2 separate regions of the Homo sapiens genome follow, and region 1 is linked to region 2. The links are chromatin contacts, found by Hi-C or POLR2A ChIA-PET in ENCODE. All regions are on one chromosome and are shown on one strand. The core of a region is the stretch at or near the end of the contact, and the rest is flanking DNA. Distances in the headings are between cores, read along the strand shown. Region 1 overlaps RIPOR3 (RIPOR family member 3). Region 2 holds the start of RIPOR3-AS1 (RIPOR3 antisense RNA 1).

Evidence for each region. A loop is a pair of places that touch in the nucleus more often than their neighbours do. ChIA-PET counts read pairs that join two places held with the same protein, here RNA polymerase II (POLR2A). Pooled maps may share reads with other maps.
Region 1: a loop to region 2 is called in a map of PC-9, with 9 times the contacts of the local background. The contact joins the enhancer-like site here to the promoter of RIPOR3-AS1 in region 2. A Hi-C loop is called at or near these places in 3 of 168 maps with a recorded cell type or tissue (Caco-2, Calu3 and PC-9) and 2 of 50 pooled maps. POLR2A ChIA-PET finds 5 or more read pairs at or near these places in 10 of 52 experiments (A673, Caco-2, H1 and 7 more).

Annotation. Positions count from the first base shown.
Region 1 is chr20:50,676,589-50,681,323 of GRCh38, reverse strand. The region is part of intron 1 of RIPOR3 (RIPOR family member 3); the gene reads left to right. Among named protein-coding and RNA genes, the nearest start is that of RIPOR3, 13 kb to the left of the region's middle. Within about 2 kb of position 2,928, at least 4 of the 41 ENCODE cell types and tissues checked have a DNase peak (open chromatin) inside an H3K27ac peak, as active enhancers do; they include PC-9, where a contact is called at or near this core.
Region 2 is chr20:50,643,273-50,648,144 of GRCh38, reverse strand. RIPOR3-AS1 (RIPOR3 antisense RNA 1) reads right to left here and starts at 2,674. Exons shown (of 3, transcript NR_111906.1): 1 at 2,652-2,674; 2 at 2,259-2,447. The region is part of intron 1 of RIPOR3 (RIPOR family member 3); the gene reads left to right. RefSeq lists an enhancer at 3,066-3,647.

The DNA.
Region 1 (4,735 bases), core at 1,679-4,178, 33 kb before region 2:
TAAAAAGAGCTATCTTTTCCAGAAGCCTCATTATATGTTTTTTTTTTTCTAGTGCCTTATTGTTTCTTTTCTTTTCTTTTCTTTTTTTTTTTTTTTTTTGAGACAGAGTTTGGCTTTGTCGCCCAGGCTGGAGTGCAGTGGTGCAATCTTGGCTCACTGCAGCCTCCACCTCCTGGGCTCAAGCAGATCCTCCCATCTCAGCCTCCCAAGTAGCTGGGACTACAGGCATGCACCACCACGCCCAGCCAGTTTTTATTTTTTGCAGAGACTGGGGTCTCACTTTGTTGATCAGGCTGGTCTCAAACTCCTGAGCTGAAATAGATTCACCCGCCTTAGCCCCCCAAAGTCCTGGGATTAAGGTGTGAGCCACTGTGCCAGCTATTGTTTCTTGTTAGGTCATATGCCCCTTCTTGAAATTTCCCCGGAATATGTTCTTTGGCTTACGCCTGTCAGAGCTCATCTCTGGAGTTGAGGGGGTATCAATGCCACTCACACTTGTACCTGCAAATCAGGGTGCCCTCCCACCCCCCGACCCAACAAAAGCCAAAGGCTGTTCGTAGGAGCAGGAGATAGGTGCTGGGCATCAGGAAAGCAAGTGTCCACTCTGGTCTGGCTGGGCTGGTTTGGGCCACTGACCTTCATGACCATTGTATTGCGTAAGAGGCTGCTCTGGTTGAGCTGTAACCAGCACAGGCAGCCTTTGGCCAGGTCGGCGTGAGATTACCAGCCTCGCACAGGCGGCTGCACACGACACGTCTGCAATACCTATTCTGAAGGGTAATTCTCTGGGATAAAGCATGTTTATGTTTTTTAGGGAGGTGGGGAAGAAAATTCCATTTCTGTTGCCAATTAGTTCTGCTTGAGAACAGCTTTTCTCAACACCAACATATTGGCTGCCCAGACTTGAGTTCTGTTGATTAACTCAAAGTGGGGAAAAAAGTGATTTTTCTTTCCTTCCTCCACCCCCAACCGTGAAACCCGGCTGTTAGTGATGAAAGGGGTCCTGTGGATCATTTAGTTTTCCTTGTCATGACTCCAGGAAAGGCTATAAAAATAATCAGTGGGCCCCGCTGGCCGTAATTGACTGTAGAGAGAAGTTGGCTACCACAGCGCCTGAGTTATGAGAATCTGTTTCAGATGCAGGCTTCAGTTGAGCCTCGTCTAATGACACCTGCTCCCCAAGGCCAGCGGAGGGTGGGGGTGCTGACGCTTGTCTGCATGCTTCTCTTCCTTCCCGGGTTCCAGGGAGCTCCTGGCAGAGGGACCCAGGACAAAACAGAGATGCTGGGAGGAGAGGACCAAGCATGGATCTGGCCCTGCTGCTTGCACCAAATTCCAGGTCTACTGTTTGTTTGTCTGTTTGTTTTGAGACAGGATCTTACTCTGGTTGCCAGGCTGGAGCGCAGTGGTGTGATCTTGGCTCACTGCAGCCTCAACCTCCTGAGCTCGGGTGATCCTCCCACTTCAGCCTCCTGGGTAGCTGGGACTACAGGTGTATGCCGCCATGCCTGGCTAATTTTTGCAGTTTTTTAGTAGAGACGGTTTTTTTTTTTTTGAGACAGAGTCTCACTCTATTGCCCAGGCCCGAGTGCAGTGGCGCGATCTCGGCTCACTGCAACCTCTGCCTCCCAGGTTCAAGTGATTCTCCTGCCTCAGCCTCCCGAGTAGCTAGGACTACAGGTGAGCGCCACCACGCCCGGCTAATTTTTTTTTTTTTTTTTTGTATTTTTAGTAGAGACAGGGTTTCACCATGTTTGCCAGAATGGTCTCGATCTCCTGACCTTGTGATCTGCCCACCTCAGCCTCCCAAAGTGCTGGGATTACAGGCGTGAGCCACTGCACCAGTGGAGATGGGATCTTGCCATGTTGCCCAGGCTGGTCTCGAACTCCTGAACTCAAGCGATCCTCCCACCTCAGCCTCCCAAATTGCTGGGATTACAGGTGTGAGCCACCGTGCCCGGCCCAGTCCACTGTTTGTTGGCCATGAACCTGGGGCAAGAAACTTCACTTCTTGGTGCCTCTTTTTTAAATTTTATTCTTTTTTTTAACCATAAACTCAACCAAGTGGCACCCTCATTTTATATATTTTTAAATATTATATATATATTTTTTGAGGTATATATATTTTAAAATATTATATGTGTATCTCTCTCTCTCTGTGTGTGTGTGTGTGTATATATATATATATTTTTTTTTTTTTTTTTTTTTTTTTTTTTTTTGAGACAGGATCTTGCTTTGTCACCCAGGCTGGAGTGTAGTGGTGCAATCCTGGCTCACTGCAGCCTCGAATTCCTGGGCTCAAGCAATCCTCCCACCTTGGCTTCCTGAATAGCTAGTACTACAGGTGTGGATCACCAGGCTTGGCTAATTTTTTGAATTTTTTGTAGAGATGAAGTCTCACTTTGTTGCCCAGGCTGGTCTTGAACTCCTGAACTCAAGTGATCCTCCCACCTGGGCCTCCCAAAGTGCTGGGATTACAGGCATTTTAAACAGATAATAATGGTTCCTCCTCCTGGGGTGATGTAAGGATTGAATGAGTTAATAACATGCAAAGCACTTGCAAGGAGCCTCCACCATGTGCAAAGTCCTGTGTCAACGCCAGCTTTTGTTATTTATTCAAGACTCCCCCACTCTTCCTCCCTTGACACTTGAGTCGTATGTGGTTGTGCCAAAATATCTTAGTCCAGTCCCCTGATGATGGACGTGAGATCAGTTCCGATCTTTTGTGATCACGAATAGCACTGCATTGAATAACCTGTAGCTTGTGAGCCAACCCCTCCACCCACCCCTTAAGGTATGTGAACCCCATGATAACCTTGGCCTTGGACTTTCCTTCCCGGAGCCTGCAGAACGAGGAGAGATATGTGGGCATGTGGCCAACTCTGGCCTGGCATGCAAACAGGCCTGTGGGGTGGGGTGGGAGGTGGGGGTAGGCCCTCCCTGAGCCAGGTGGGACAGATTCCTGCTGTGTCCATCTGGTGAGTGAGGAGCCACAGGGTGAGTTTCAGAGGGTTGGGCCAAGGCCACCCAGCCCCCAGGTTCCTGGTGAATGCCCTTATGTGGACTGGAGAGAGGAAACCTGTACTGTGCCTTGTGGGCTCTGCCCATTTTTTGTGATCTTCCTCTAGGAAGCCCGCTGGGATCTCTGCTCCAACACACTTTGCTATATCAGCCACCGGTTTAGCACCCATGGTGGCTGGTTCTCTTCTTGGGGGGCAAAACCCATGATGATTGAGAAAATGAGATGGGGAGTCAGGAGGCTGATTTTGGTCCTGACTTCCCAGCACCTCCACCCTTGTAACTCCTGTGGCTCCGTGTCCTCATCTGAAAGCAGACTAAGAAGACGAATAATAAGGCCAGGCGCGGTGGCTCATGCCTATAATCCCAGCACTTTGGGAGGTCGGGACAGGTGCATCAGTTGAGGTTAGGAGTTCAAGACAAGCCTGGCCAACATGGTGAAACCCCGTCTCTACTAAAAATACAAAAATTAGCTGGGCGTGGTGGCACGTGCCTGTAATTCCAGGTACTTGAGAGGCTGAGGCAGGAGAATCACTTGAACCAGGGAGGCAGAGGTTGCAGTGAGCTGAGATCGCCCCACTGCACTCCAGCCTGGGTGACAGAGTGAGATCTTGTCTCAAAAAAAAAAAAAAAAGGCCAGGCGCGGTGGCTCACGCCTGTAATCCCAGCACTTTGGGAGGCCGAGGCAGGTGGATCACCTGAGGTCAGGCGTTTGAGACCAGCCTAACCAACATGGTGAAAACCCATTTTTACTAAAAATACAAAAATTAGCCAGGTGTGGTGGTGTGTGTCTGTCATCCCAGCTACTCAGGAGGCTGAGGCAGAAGAATCGCTCGAACCCGGGAGGTGGAGGTTGCATTGAGCCGAGATTGCGCCACTGCACCCAGGCCTGGGCAACAAGAGCAGAACTCGGTCTAAAAAAAAAAAAAAAAAAAAAAGTAAAACAAGAAAATAATAATAATAATGGTAACAAATTCACAGGAAGGTCTTGTGAAGTCTCAGAGACGTAATGCAAATGGGTTTGGACCCTGTGTCTGGCACAAGAAATATAAGCTGGTGTGAGAAAATGACCTATCTATGGGAATGTCTGGGCCACAGGCACTTGCAGCCACCTATGAAGGGAGTTAGTCCGAATTCCCAGGGCCTTGGCAAATCATCCACCCTCAGAACTGAGTTTTCTCTAGCAAATGAGGGTGCTAATGATATGTATCCCAAGGGTTTGATGTGAGAATTAAATGAGACCAGGCACATATTGCTTTGCATTTACACTGTGGTATTGTTGATATTATTAGTTATCTGTGTTGATAGTTGTGAGCATCCTTCCAGACATTGGCACAATGCGGTGCACGCAGCTGGTGCTTGGTGACTGCAAATGGATTGACGGACAGGGCCCAGTATCTGGGCTGGGTGTGGGTGGCTCACACCTGTAATCCTAGCACTTTGGGAGAATGAGGCAGGAGGATTGCTTGAGCCCAGGAGTTTGAAACCAGCCTGGGTATAAGCAAGACCTCTACTAAAAAAAAAAAAAAAAAAAAAGTAGAATCTGGAGGATGCACTGATAGAGAAACCCATTTCTGATGTTGTGGAGCCCTTAGGGAGAATAAAGGGGAAAAGCCTGATGTGACCTCACCTGTGGGTTTTTTTATTTTGTTTTGAGACTGAGTATTGCTCTGTGGCCCCAGCTGGAGTACAGTGGCATGATCACGGCTCACTGCAG
Region 2 (4,872 bases), core at 1,425-3,924:
ACCAACACACCCAGCTAATTTTTATATTTTTAGTAGAGATGGGGTTTCTCCATGTTGGTGAGGCTGGTCTAAAACTCCTGACCTCAGGTGATCCACCCGTCTTGGCCTCCCAAAATGCTAGGATTGTAGGCATGAGCCACCGCGCCTGGCCACTACCCTGGATTTTAACCTTAGCAGCACAAAGTGGTAGGATAAGCTATAAATTATATTTTGTGTTTTCCTTTTAATGAAGAGAAAAAGAGCAAGTCCTCGCAACTGAAAGTAACTGTAAGATAATTTCAGTGGCTTCCAATGTATAGATGAGGAACTGGAGGCTCAAAGAGGATAAGTGACTTGTCCAAGGTCACATAGTGAGAATGAGGTGGCCGGGTGCGGTGGCTCATGCCTGTAATCCCAGCACTTTGGGAGGCCGAGGCGGGTGGATCACGAGGTCAGGAGATCGAGACCATCCTGGCTAACACGGTGAAACCCTGTCTCTACTAAAAATACAAAAAATTAGCCGGGCATGGTAGCGGGCGCCTGTAGTCCCAGCTACTTGGGAGGCTGAGGCAGGAGAATGGCGTGAACCCGGGAGGCGGAGCTTGCAGTGAGCCGAGATTGCGCCACTGCACTCCAGCCTGGGTGACAGAGCAAGACTCCATCTCAAAAAAAAAAAAAAAAAAAAAAGAGAATGAGGCAAAGGCTAGACTTGAACTTCTGTTGACTCCAAGGCCTCTGCTCACCTCTGTGTCAGTCTGTGGGTGTGTATCTCACAGGTTATTGGCATGTCTGCAAAGAGTCCCAAAATCCTGGTCCCCAGACGTCACTTTTCTTTTTTTTCTTTTGAGATGGAGTTTCGCTCTTGTCGCCTAGGCTGGAGTACAGTGATGCGATCCTGGCTCACTACAACCTCCGCCTCCCGGGTTCAAGTGATTCTCCTGCCTCAGCCTCCCAAGTAGCTGGGATTACAGGCGTCCGCCACCACGCCTGGCTAATTTTTGTATTTTTAATAGAGACAGGGTTTTGCCATGTTGGCCAAGCTGGTCTTGAACTCCTGACCTCAAGTGATCCGTCCGCCTCGGCCTCCGAAAGTGCGGATTACAGGTGTGAGCCACCACGCCCGGCCCCCTTTTCTTTTTCACATGAGCTCAAAACTTAGTACTGTCCTTTTTCTTATGGGAACTACCTATGCTAGCCACATTTCCTGTAATATGAGCCCCTATGAAGCAAGCCTTCTTTCCCTGGTGATCTTTATTACAAAATTGGAGATGCATTCCCAACGAAATCATCTCCCAGTAGACCCAAGCAAGAATGTTTGGCAAATAAGAAATTAATTAATAAACAGCTTGTAGTACACAAACTTTAGTGTCTGCCTGGAATATTTTGCAACACTTTTGGAAACTCTAGAATTACAATCCCAGCACAAGCTGTTTATTTCAGGCTGTTAGGCCACATACATATCTCATATGCTTGAGAATCTAGTGACTCCACTCTGAGCATCAGGAATGGAGCCCCTGTTCCTTTTGTGTGGGCATTTATAGTGGCTGGTAGAGCAGGGTTGCAATACCTGGGGAGACCAGGAGGGGGTCTGCTTCCAACAGGAAATGGATTTAAGGCTAAAGGTTCTTGAAATTCAAGGCTTTGGGTTCTAGAAAATAAGTCTGTTCCTTTGGGAGGAAATCCACTTTCCTCATGATGTAGGTTAACCATCTGACTTAAAGTTGCTCAGTCCTGGGCCACGCACAGTGGCTCCCACCTGTAATCCCAGCACTTTGGGAGGCCCAGGAGGGTGAATCGCTTGAGCTCAGGAGTTTGAGACCAGACTGGGCAACATCACAGCAAAACCCTTTCTCTAACCAAAGATACAAAAATTCCCCTGGCATGGTGGTACACACCTATGGTCCCGGCTACTCAGGAGGCTGAGGCAGGAGGATCACTGGAGCCTAGGACATTGAGGTTGCAGTGAGCTGTGACCGCACCACTGCACTCCAGCCTGGGCGACATAGTGAGAACCTGTCTATAAATAAATAAATAAATACATAAATACATGAAGTTGCTCAGTCCTGGGAATGGAACAAAGAAGATGTGAAAAAAAATCTGACTTTTCTGCCTCCCTGCATAGATCCTGCCCCAGGGAGGCGCTTTAGCTGGGGTCAGAGTGCCTGGAACAGTCTCCCTCTCCAATAGGCACCAGGATGAAAAAGAAACTGCATATTTCACTGTCAAAAGAAAAACCAGAACAGCAGGCCGGCTTGATGTGTCTCTTGTAAATTGTTTACCTCTGGAGGACCAGATGGCTCATCTCTTGTTGAACCCTTGACCACTTCCCGTGCTGTTAACAGCCTCCACTAGCAAACAGACCCGGCTCCACCGGCTCACGTGGCTGTGCGGGAGTCCCAAGGCCGGCTGGCCTGTGGGGAGTTGTGGGCATTCCAGAGGGTTGACTCAGCAGTCCTGGGCTCCGGATGCTTGAGGAAATGCAAGACAGGAAGGATCTAGGTTAGGCAAATGGTCAGGTGTGGCAGGGATGGACAGCAGCTGGAGGGAGCGGGGATGGGCTTGAACTGCGCATGCCCACAGGGTTCCCAGTGCCCTTAGGCTATGGCCCTAGCGCCTCACCCTTCTAACGTAGGGTCCTTCTAACGTAGTCCCCATTCACCTCACTCGCTCACCTCTTACCACTCAGATGCCTTTGAATGTCAGCCTCTCCCCCGGCCCCACCTCGCCCTGGCTACGTGTTGGGTGGAGTGGGAGAGGCCGCATCTCCCTGCTGCCTTACAGACCTGGGAGAATCCGCAGACACAGGATGGATTGCGAACAGGCTCTGTCCTATGACATGAGCTGGCTGTGATTTATTTTTGAGGGATAGGAACGGGACACAACGGTGCTCCTGCCTTCCTGGGCAGGGGTAGCGAGCTTTTGGCCGTCCCTGCCTGGGCTCCATCCTTAGACACCACAGAACAAGGCCTCTCTGGAGCTGGCTGCTGGGATTTTTTTGTAAACTACTGTATAATAAGAAATGGGGGCCAGGCGCAGTGGCTCATGCCTGTAATCCCAGCACTTTGGAAGGCTGAGGCAGGCGGATTGCCTGAGGTCAGGAGTTTGAGACCAGGCTGGTCAACATGATGAAACCCTGTCTCTACTAAAAATACAAAAAAATTAGCTGGGCTTGGTGGCGTGTGCTTGTAATCTCAGCTACTCGGGAGGCTGAGGCCGGGGAACTGCTTGAACCACGGAGGTGGAGGTTGCAATGAGCCAAGATTGCGCCCCTGCACTCCAGTCTGGGTGACAAGAGCGAAACTCCGTCTCAAAAAAAAAAAATAAAAAATAAAAAATAAATAAAAGGGCTGGGTGCAGTGGCTCACACCTGGAATCCCAACACTTCGGGAGGTTGAGGTTGAGGATCGCTTGAGCCCAGGAGTTTGAGAATAGTCTGGGCAACATGGTGAAACTCCGTCTCTACAAAAAAAAAAAAAAAAAAAAAAAAAAGCAAACAAAAAAAAACAAAACAGAAATTAGCCGGTCATGGTGGCACATGCCTGTAGTCCCAGCTACTCAGGAGACTGAGGTGGGAGGATTGCTTGAGCCCGGGAGGCAGAGGTAGCAGTGAGCCAAGATTGCACCACTGCACTCCAGCCTGGTGATAGGGCCAGATCTTGCCTCAAAGAAAAAAAAGAAAAGAAAAGAAATATGTACCAATCCAGGTTATAAAAAGTATTTCATGTTTATATTAAACAAATTAATGCATTTAACATGTATACATGTGCTCCTTGAGAAACTAAAGTGGTAATTTGTTTCTGTGCACAAGAAAAGACTAGAATTAACATATCTATTTTAGCAGTTATAAAATACTGTTTTTAGTGTCAAAAATGTGCCTTAAGAATTTTCGGTTGGGGTCAGGTGCAGTGGCTTATGCCTGTAATCCCGGCGCTTTGGGAGGCTGAGCTGGGAGGATTACATGAGGCCAGGAGTTCCAAACCAGCCTGGGCAATATAGTGACAAACTAAGGGACATTTTTATTTTTTATTTATTTTTAAATTTTTTTAGAGATGTGGTCTCATTCTGTTGCCCAGGCTGGAGTGCAGTGGCACAATCCTGGCTCACTGCAGCCTTGAACTCCTGGGCTCAAGAAATCCTCCTGCCTTAGCCTCCCAGCTGGGTGCGGTGGCTCACGCCTGTAATCCCAGCACCTTGGGAGGCTGAGGTGGGCGGATCACGAGGTCAGGAGATCGAGACCATCCTGGCTAACACGGTGAAACCCCATCTCTACTAAAAATACAAAAAATTAGCCGGGCACAGTGGCGGGCGCCTGTAGTCCCAGCTACTTGGGAGGCTGAGGCAGGAGAATGGCAGAATGGCGTGAACCCGGGAGGCGGAGCTTGCAGTGAGCCGAGATTGCACCACTGCACTCCAGCCTGGGCGACAGAGTGAGGCTCCATCTCAAAAAAAAAAAAAAAAAGAAAGAAAGAAAGAAATCCTCCTGCCTTAGCTGGGACTACAAGTACATACCACCATGCTCAGCTAATTTTTCAACATTTATTTTTAATTAAAACAATTTATTTATGAGTGACCATGACCCAAGACATAGCCTCAGGGGGTCCTGAGAACATGTGCCCAACTTTTTTTTTCACTTCTTGTAGAGATGGGTCTCTCTGTGTTGCCCAGGCTGGTCTCAAACTCCTGGCTTTAAGCGGTCTTCCCACCTCGGCCTCCCAAAGTGGTGGGATTTGGCCAGACATGGTGGCTCACAGCTGTAATCCCCACACTTTGGGAGGCCAAGGCGGGAGGATCACTTGAGGTCAGGAGTTTGAGACCAGCCTGGCCAAGATGGTGAAACCCCAACTCTACTAAAAAAAAAAAAAAAACACACACAAAAATTAGCCTGGCCTAGTG